Linked DNA regions of Homo sapiens: region 2 is linked to region 1. The links are chromatin contacts, found by Hi-C or POLR2A ChIA-PET in ENCODE. All regions are on one chromosome and are shown on one strand. Each heading gives the region's core, a stretch centred on a gene start or an enhancer-like site at or near the end of the contact. The rest is flanking DNA. Distances are from core to core; before and after follow the strand shown.

Region 1 (4,894 bases), core at 864-3,363:
AATTAGCCGGGCCTGGTGGCAGGGGCCTGTAGTCCCAACTACTGGGAAGGCTGAGGCAGGAGAATAGCGTGAACCCCGGAGGCAGAGCTTGCAGTGAGTCGAGATGGCGCCACTGCACTCCAGCCTGGGCGACAGAGTGAGACTCCGTCTCAAAAAAAAAAAAAAAAAAGGATGTTTTCTAAACACAAAATAAAAGACTATATGCAACATGATTTTAACTTGTTAGGGAGGGAAAAAGAAATAACAATGGTAACACTGTTTATAACTGGATGGTGAAATGACATATTTTTTTCTATTTTTCTTTATTTTCCAAATTTTCTACAATGAAACTATATTACTTTTAAAACCAAGTAACATTATCAAAGTCTTCTAAATCACATTTATGTAAAAAATATCGGGATTCAAACTAGACAATATAAATTATACATGTAGTCTTCATAAAGCTATACCAATAATTCGACTACGAAAAATAAGTAAGAGTAGCACTTAAGAAATGGATTCAAAGGTGGAAGTTGGAAAGAAAATATAGAAAAAGTTGAAGCTAGAATCTAGTTACCAAAATCTGAATTCTAAATAGAGACTAGAGACCATTTTTTCAAGAAGATTATCCCCAGGCCAGGCGCGGTGGCTCACATCTGTAATCCCAACACTTTGGGGGGAGCAGGGTGCGGATCACTTGAGCCCAGGAGTTCAAGACCAGCCTGGGGAACATAGTGAGACCTCATCTCTATAAAAGAAAGGAAAGAAAATTATCGCCAAAGTACCCAATCCCACATTTCTTTCATGACCGTCTGCCAAGGTCTCCTTCCCTATCCTACAAACCACCCAGCAGCAATTCAAAGAGAGTTTTGAAAAAGTAAGATAAACTACTACAATTAAGAAAAAAGCTATTCACCAGCTACAACCTCCTCCCAACCCTTCTCTCACTTGGGCATAAAGAGCCAAAAGCTTCTTAGAAGCAGCACTGCTGTCTCCCATCACCACTAAAATGTCTGAATTCCTGACGCTGCAAACAAAACTGCTTATTTTCTCTCCTTGTTATTAGCAGAGTTTTACCTGTCCTGAGGGAACCCTGGCACGCTGAACTAAAAGTCCTGATCCTCAGGGACCATGCCTTATTCCTCTTTGCAGATGCGTCCTAGTTACCAGCTAGCCCACTCAATACTAGTCTGATGAATAAATGAAGAATGAAGGCAGGCATGCATATTAAAGAAAAATATATTGTGTTTACCCATACAGTACTTTAAGAGTACCTGTTTGATGTTTGACAACCCTTTGTTTGCCTGTTATCAAAACAAGGCAGTGCCCCACATTTTAAAAAATAACAAAAATAAAAGCCCGCCTGGCCCCCCGATGCAGCTTAAAGTAAACAGTATCTTTGGATCATCTCTATCCCCAGCTACTGTTAAATGACCCGCAATTATGATGTTTTCTGACTCCGGGTCTCGGGCCTCCGGCTGGTATTCCTGCCCCTTTGCCAAGACCCCTAATCGACAGACGTTGCGAGACCTTTGTCTCGCTCCTCCCAGCAGCGGAACCCCCACCAACCCAGTTTCCTCCCGAAAACTCCCACCTGCCGGGGTGGGAGCGTCGGGCCAGGGGAGTTCGGGGCCCGGGGCCGCCTCTCAGCTCTGGAAAGTAAAAGTGGGCGTTTTCTCAGCTTTCAGTTAGTTTTTCCACCCGACCTTGACGCGGCCGGAGCTCCTGCCCCACTGGCCGCCCCCAGCCCCGCGGCCAGCCTGGCCCCGCGACCCGGCTCACCCTCGGGCAACTCCACGGTGCGCGCGCGGCGCAGCGAGCGCGTCAGGCGGTTGAGTTGCTCCATCGCTCTCTCCATCCTCGGCGCGCCCTCCGCGATCCTCCGCGATCAGCCGCCCCACCGGCGGCCTCCGCGCCCAGAGCCCTACATCTCGCCTGGGCCCGTCCAGCAGGCGGAGACGCGGGCTTGCCCCGGCTAGAGCACTGAGCTGCGAGGGCTGCCTGGGGCCACGTCCTGCGTCCGGGGGCCGGGCTGCTGCCGGACCGACCACCTACAGTACACCCGCCGCCGCCTCTGCTCGCGCCTTTCCTGCAGCCCCCGCCGCCGCGTCCCTCCCGGGCTCGCGTGGCCTTCTGGGAACTGTAGTTTCCAGCTGGCAGAACGGAGCGCCCTGGGCGGAGTCACGTTGGGGGCGCCCAGGCCACGCCAACGCGGGCGCAGGGCTGAGTATGCGGGAAGCCACGCAGCGACTGGGCGTACTCCTAAGCTTCTGGAAAGGCATTCTCACGCCCTGCTCCTCCTACCCTCCTCCAAAGTTGTACAGGAGCAGTTTCCTCCAATTCTATAACTTTACTATAAAACAGATTAGAAATTGGCACAATTGTTCTTAAATCCGTCACCACCTTTCTAGTACTGTATTAGTGCCTTTGTTTCAGGTACCCTACATGAACTGTTTTAAGTATGGTATTTTCATATGTCAAACTTAAAGAGTAATAAAATCAAACAAATCCAAAAGCATATTGTGCTTTTGTCTTCATTGTAAATAACTTGACAATAGCTTAATTAGTTGTTTTTCCTGCCGGGCGGCTTTATGAGGGCAGGGACATTTAATCTTGAACTGTGTTGTATCCCTGTACTTAACAAGGCACCTAGCACAAAGTTAAAGCTCTGGGGAAGATATGAATGATGACAACCTGAAAAAATTTTTTCATTTATTTGGTACAATGCTAAAGTGTCTATGTGATGACACAGCCTAGTGGGAAATCCAAAGGATTTGACTTTGTAAGTTACAAAAAATTTGGATACCTACATTGTGGAAGAAATGAACTCAGTGGCGAAAAATCATATTCATAAGCTCTGCACAGAAGTTGAACACTTGAAACAACAGAAGTTGGAACTTCAAAAAATTAACCCAATCAAAGGGGTAAATGTGAGCCTGGCTAACACCAATATATCTTGGATATATTACCAGTGCCAAGATGATGCTGGAGTGAGGGAGAAACAAAAGGCTTGTCTTTTTCAGCTTCTCTTCCTCAAAGAGACAAAGCTGTTCCTGAAATGAATGGGCACATGTACGTTGATGATGTATGTTGGCTGGCCAAGTGAAAGAGAGTCTCACCTGCCCATTCAGGATATGAAGGGGCAGATGGTGGTTGGCATGTGTTTTCCCTGCCAGTGCCGTCCTAAATCAGTTCCAGCTAGTGACCATTTGTGCCAGTGGTGCCACAGGCACGGGGAAGACCTCTGTAATCTTCACCTAATCAGATGATACCTAAACCAGTCTGGCAACAAGGTGGTAGAGGTCAAAGTTTCAAAAGAATACCAGAGGCTGGGCGCAGTGGCTCATGCCTGTAATCCCAGCACTTTGTGAGGCCAAGGCAGGCGGATCACTTGAGGTCAGGAGTTTGAGACCAGCCTGGCCAACATGGTAAAACCCTGTCTCTACTAAAAATATGTATATACAAAAATTAGCCGGGCGTGGTGGTGTGCCTCTGAAATCCCAGCTACTCGGGAGGCTTAGGCAGGAGAATCGCTTGAACCCGAGAGACAGAGGCTGCAGTGAGCTGAGATCCTGCCATTGCACTCCAGCCTGGGTGACAGAGCGAGACCCTGTCTCAAAAAAAAAGGAAAGGAAGAAAGAAATACCAGACGTTATGGACCAGTCTAGCCCAGGCTCAACCATTTGCAACCTGGCTTCAACTAAAAATGTTCCAGTCTTGCTTGGCCTCTTATGCTATTCAAAAAGTCAGGATTCCCACTGCTGTACAGAAGTTGGCCCCTCAGCTTCTCTCAGCTGCTGTTATCACCATTGCTCTCTAGGCTGTTGCTCCATATAAATTACCTCCAACGTCCTGTGAGGACCAAGCCTGGAGTTTGTGGGCAGGGGTAGGAGCCCCCAGCAGCCTCCATGGTGGGCATTGCATCTCATGCTGGTCACTGTTCACCACAGGAGCAGAAGATAATGGAACAGGTAATGCTGATGTGAATTGTCAGTTCCAAATTCTGCAATATGATGCCGTCTCCCAATAGCTCTGCTTCAAAATGTATAAAGCTGCAGTACTACTATCAGCTTATCACCTCCTGTCCAACAGAACTTTCTGCAATGATAGAAATATTCTATAATCTGCAATGTCCAAAATAGCATCCACTAACCAAATGGGGTTACTGGGTGCTTGAAATGTGGCTGGTGCAACTGAATTTTAAATTTGTATTAAAGTATAAGTAATGAAACTAATTAAGTTAAATAGCTGTATGTGCCTTGTGGTTACCGTATTAGACAGGGCAACTTATCACACCAAGAAGAAAGCTGCCCAGGAGAACACCAAAACAGCTAAACAGCTTCTTATAGATTATTATTAGCTAAAGAGTAGATTTTCTCACCTGTCACCAACACCAAAAACATCAAGTGGAAGTTTCAAAAGGGCACTTTGTATCATAAGTTCCATTAACAAAAGCGTAGAGTTTTTCACTAATGATAACCCAGGTTCTTCTGTGGCCCAGACAGTTTCAACTTTCTTTTTTGTATATCTGGTATTTTTTTCTTCCTGGAAATTGGTTTTATTGAAGATTCCCAAGCATTAAGGGAAAGAGAAGAGAAAAACAATCTGTTCAACAAAAGGCAGGAAATGGGTGGGAAGCAAAGAAAAATGGTCATAAAAACAAAACATAAAGTAGCAGTAGAAATAAATCTAAATATATCCATGGTCACAGAAAATATAAACAGAGTAAACTCAATGTTTACTCTAAAACATAGAGGTCTTAGATAGTGTGTTAAAGAAAAATAAAAATGGAGGCCACAGTTTAGATATACCCAAGTCCAACTGTGTATAACCACAAACCAAAACTCATCATCCTCATTTCCCCAAAACACCATCTGTAATAATAAACACAAAACGCAAGGTTTATATCCTTGTC
Region 2 (4,894 bases), core at 1,322-3,821, 81 kb after region 1:
TAATCCCAGTGCTTTGGGAGGCCAAGACTGCAAGGATATCTTGCCACCAGAAGTCTGAGAATAGCCTGGGCAACAGAGCAAGAACCTGTCTCTACAAAAAAAAAAAAAAAAAAAAAAAAAAAATTAGGCAGAAAAAAACCAAAAAAAACAAAAAAATTAGGCGCTTGTAGTCCCAGCCACTCAGGAGGTTGAAGATGGATTCTCACTTGTGCCCAGGAGGTCGAAGCTGCAGTAGCTAGGAAGGTACTATTGTACACCAGCCTTGGCAACAGAGTGAGACCGAGTCTCTAAAAAAGGGGAGGTTGGAAATAAGGTAAAATAAATTATGACCATGGTCCCAGGTAGAGGGATTCACTTTTATAAAGAAATTGCCAAGGTTCACTTTTAGAAGGAAATTGCCAAGGTCAGGCATGGTGGATCACGCCTGTAATCCCAGCACTTTGAAGGGCCAGGTGGGCAGACTGCTTGAGGCCAGGAGTTTGAGACCAGCGTGGGCAACATGGTGAAACCCCATCTTTACTAAAAATACAAAAATTAGCTGCGTGTGGTAGAGCAGGCCTGTAATCCCAGCTACTTAGGAGACTGAGGCACGAGAATCCCGTGAACCCAGAAGGTGGAGGCTGCAGTGAGCCAAGATTGCACTACTGCACTCAAGCCTGGGGGACATAGTGAGACCCTGTCTCAAGAAAAAAAAAAAAACCTGAAAAGAAAAAGAAATTGCCAAGAGCCATACGTAAATGATAAATTCCTTTGTTCTTATGGCTTTTCATTCATTTCTAATCATGCTAACATACTCCTTAATGCTTAGCCTATCAATGTTCATCATCGCCCCTTTCGGGTACCTTATATGAAATAATACATTAAATATTATAATGTCCCATTTTTTATTTGTGTCACAGGAGCATGATGGCATGATGATAACTAGTTTGAAATCAAAAAAAAGGATGAACTCTTGAGTGCTGGGATACTAACCCTGGGTTGTGTTTTAATTTTTTATTTTCTGTTTACAATTCTTCTCAGGACTTTAAATAGGTATTGCATAAATATACATCACACTTAAATGCTGAAAGGCTTACAAAATACCTAGAAACATAGCTATTAAAAAAAACAGTTCATTCTGTAAGTGCATTTGTAAGCTCTACTCATAAATAAAAAATTACTATAATGCTTTAAAGTCAAAGCATATCACATTTCAGATGGTGATATAATTAATTGCTGTTTTTCATTTCTAGTAATCAATGTCCACATCTTTTTCCTCTAAATTATATTTGAAATCATAGTGTAAATTGATACAATGATTATAACTAAGAATTGTATCTGAAAGAATCCTCTGTACTACTTCGCAAAGTAATGTAAGAAATACTTTACATACTTGCCAGTGAAAAGGCATCTTTAAAGTAAGTGGTATTCACTCCACTAGCTCAATGGAAAGTTGAGCAGCCATCCAGGGAATTTGCTGAAGGTGGTAGCCAATGTGGAAAATTCTTAGGAGGGGTCACAACAGGATTTTGCTTCTGATCAGTTTGTCTGCATTGATCTCACTCCCAGGCCAGAGATGCTTTTTTCTAGACTGTGGTTACCCTTGATAGATACATTGGTTTCTTAATCCCAATCCAGAAATTGGAAGGGAGAAATGTATCATCACACAGCAACGGTTTGGAGATTTGCCTTTTAGTCATACAATAGTAGCCAGTGAACTGGCCTTTATTAGTTACTTTCAAATGAAAGTGTTTTCATTTGAAAAGTTTTCCACTTTTAATTTGATTTCCTATATTTTAAATTTTTGAACAAATTTTTAGTTTGCTGAAATATTTAATCCCTTTAGTCAGTTCCACAGAACAGTCCAGATTACAAGGCGATATTCGATTTTTTAGCTGGTCAGATAATGATTGACTAGTACTGTTTAGTTCTGAAAGTCTGATGAGAAACTACCCAAAGTATAAGAAAGAACTATAAAATTATCAGGTAGAAAATTATAGGAGAGAAAGCAGTGATATTTTGGGAACATATACCAAAATACCAAGCTAAATATGTGTATATATCACAGTATTTTTGGCCCCAGATCTTGTGGCTCTTTGAGTGATGATGATTAAGTTTGTATCATCCAATTTGACGTTGAGTATCTTATTGTTTAGGAAAAGAAACAGCTGACAGTAGGTTCCCCAAACTTCTGGCATTGTCTACCATGCTCACTGGATTCTGAAATACATGACTATTATTACCTTGAATTGTGCTGTTCGGAATGATGTCCAGGGCATCTGTAGTAAAAGAAAAGAAGACCTGGGCTTCAGATATGATTTTGTTACCTTCTTACAGTTTTACCGCACCAAGGTGTCAGGTTGGGGAGCAAGGAGTAGCATCGTCCCGCCTCCCTCCAGTCGCACCCTAGGGACCGCCATGTGAGCTTCCCTCCCAGACTGACGCTGCGCGCGGAGAGCCGGGAGTCACAGGCCCAGGCACTCGCAGCCTCCACCAGAACAAACGGCGGCAGCGGCCGTGCGCGCCCACGGCCTGCGCGGGGACGCGCTTCGGGGGTTCGGGGGCGCCCGCGGTAAAGCTCCACCGCGGCCGCGCTCGCCCGCCCGGCCCTGGAATGAATGGAAGGTTCAATCTCGCGCGCTCGGCGCCGGCAGCCAATGACGCGGCCGGTAGCGGCGGCGGGCAGGTGTGCGCGTGCCGCCGGCTGACGCAGGGCTCCAGTCGAACCGCCTGGTGCCGCCGCCGCGCCCCGCGCTCCCCCACCCGGCTCAGCCCCCTCCTCCCCGCGCCCCGCCACTCGCCGGGCTGCGGCGGCGGAGTGGTGGCGACAGCGGATTCCGTGCCCGGTGGCCGCGCGCCGCCCGGCTGTTCCGCGTCCCCTTGCCGGCTCACAATGTGCTGACCCTCCCGGCCCCGCCGCGCGCCTCACAGGTCTCTCGACCTCCGCGCTCCCTCAGGAAGTGACAGACTCCAGGCCCCTTCCTCCGCCCCGTCCTTCGGGACTGAACGCCACACACGTCCTCACACCCTCTCCCCCTCTCACACCCAGGCTAGCGACGCGACCATGAGGCCCCGGAGGTAAGCAGCCGGCCCCGCGGCCGCGCGAGTGCGAGCGTGGCCGGGTGTGCGTGCGGGTGCGGACGCCGCTCGCGGTCCCGAGTCTGGCACGTGAGCAACGTCGAGGGGAGCTCCGTGCTGAGGAGCAGGAAGAAAAGAGGAGGCGCGAGCGCCAGGGAGGGGCGAGGACTGGGCACCGCGGGGAAGTGACAGGTCTCGCAGCAAGTTGCGGTTCGGAAGCCGGCGCGCCGCGTCTTTCCTTCGCCGGCCCTGATTTATTGCCCCGGTGCTGCCGCTAAGACGCGGGCAGTCGATGTACTTCCGGGTTCACACCTTTCTCTCCCCGCTCGGTGCTGCTGGGTCGGCGCCCGGTGTGGGCACTGCGTTGCCACAGCGGCCGCCCAGGCTCGCCGCTGCGGTTGCTGCCGGGCGGCCAAAGCCGGCTTGGAGCGGGAGGGCGGGGCGGGGCAGGGCGGGGGCGCAGGCCACGCGGGGGCGCAGGGCGCGAGGGTGCGGCGCAGGCTGGGGTCCCGGCGGCGGGTCCTCGCGGCCGGTGCCGGCTCGTCTGGGACGCACGGGGCCGCGCCGCCAGAGGGCGTGCGCACCTCCCTTTCGCGCTCCGCAAGCCGAACTGCTTTGTACCGGGCAGGCGTCGGGGATCGTTTTTGCTTTGGTATCGGTGATGTAAATTCATGAATTAAAATTAAGGATTTTGAAAAGAACGGGGAAGAACGCACTTGGATTTAGGTTGTTTTTGAAAAGGAAAAACCAAAGAGGAAATGATACGTTTGCAGGAGCATTAACTGACTACTGACTGGAACATTGGATGCGGGTGCTTTGTGAAGATTTGTACTCCAAAAACTTTTTTTAAAAATTGCACGTTGGTAAATATTGAGTGTTTTCGAGTAAAATCTAACAGTATGTATTTAGTGCCCTTATTGCGGAAATTTCTTAAATGTAAGTAATAGTAAGTCCGCCATTTTGAATTGTTTCATGTAACACAGAATGAAATCTTAGGTGCCTGTGTTTCCTTGAGTTCCCTTCAGTTCTTTGTGGGTTTGTTTTCATCCGTAGGTTTTTAAGGTTGCCAAGTGTCACTGTTCATGGAACTAAATTCTCCACTGTAGATTTTTATACCTATTATTGTTAATGCAAGGGGAAAATAAATTATACTCCTATTCTATTGTAGTTTTTTATTTATCGATCACAAATACTGTGGAAGTGAAAATTACACCTGACAACTAGTATTAGAATGAATTTAAAACGTTTTACAACATTGCTGGGAAAATATGACTTAAAGTGATTTTTAATCAAGAAAATATTAATGTTTCTTTTTTTGGTGCTGGTTATTACCATATTTACTTAGATAATGCAAAAGTGCTTTTTTAAAAAGCACATTTTTACGTCCAACAATAAGTATAAAACATCACAGTTTTATGAAAGCTTTCAGGGAAGATTTGAAAGTTAAGGGTGAATTCTTGGAAATATATGCCAATTTGTATGAAAAAATAAATTTGCTATGAAATTTATGCCTTTTTTTCTTCTGCTGTGAATTTGCATAGATTTTATAGAGGAGTCATATGATAAATTAACAGAAGAGAATGTAATAATCAGTATTCCATTTTCAATAATAATTACACCCTTGTCCATCTTAGGGAAGGTTCTTGCCTGCCAAATTATTTATCTTTGCATGTATGAAACACAGCAATCCAGTGTGCTTAATTTCCTACAGAGCTTTAGAAATGAAACTGACACAAGGCCTCTTCTACCAATGAATAAAAAAGTTTTATTTGACTTTTCCATTTTACAAGTAGGATCAGCTAATCTTTGCTTTACAATATAAGGTCATAAAAATTTA

The links. A loop is a pair of places that touch in the nucleus more often than their neighbours do. ChIA-PET counts read pairs that join two places held with the same protein, here RNA polymerase II (POLR2A). Pooled maps may share reads with other maps.
Region 2: a map of endothelial cell of umbilical vein shows a loop between it and region 1 (2.5-fold over the local background). The contact joins the promoter of LIN28B-AS1 here to the promoter of HACE1 in region 1. A Hi-C loop is called at or near these places in 3 of 168 maps with a recorded cell type or tissue (chondrocyte, endothelial cell of umbilical vein and naive thymus-derived CD4-positive, alpha-beta T cell) and 9 of 50 pooled maps. POLR2A ChIA-PET finds 5 or more read pairs at or near these places in 13 of 52 experiments (A549, A673, H1 and 8 more).

What each region holds. Positions count from the first base shown.
Region 1 is chr6:104,857,806-104,862,699 of GRCh38, forward strand. It overlaps HACE1 (HECT domain and ankyrin repeat containing E3 ubiquitin protein ligase 1), which reads right to left and starts at 2,114. Exons shown (of 24, transcript NM_020771.4): 1 at 1,762-2,114. The coding sequence starts at 1,837. It also overlaps the pseudogene LOC100422315. RefSeq lists a silencer at 1,543-2,172 and enhancers at 1,795-2,294, 1,909-2,203.
Region 2 is chr6:104,937,956-104,942,849 of GRCh38, forward strand. It overlaps LIN28B-AS1 (LIN28B antisense RNA 1), which reads right to left and starts at 2,572. Exons shown (of 3, transcript NR_046407.1): 1 at 2,423-2,572; 2 at 2,223-2,258. It also overlaps a transcript of LIN28B not described here. RefSeq lists an enhancer at 2,794-3,628.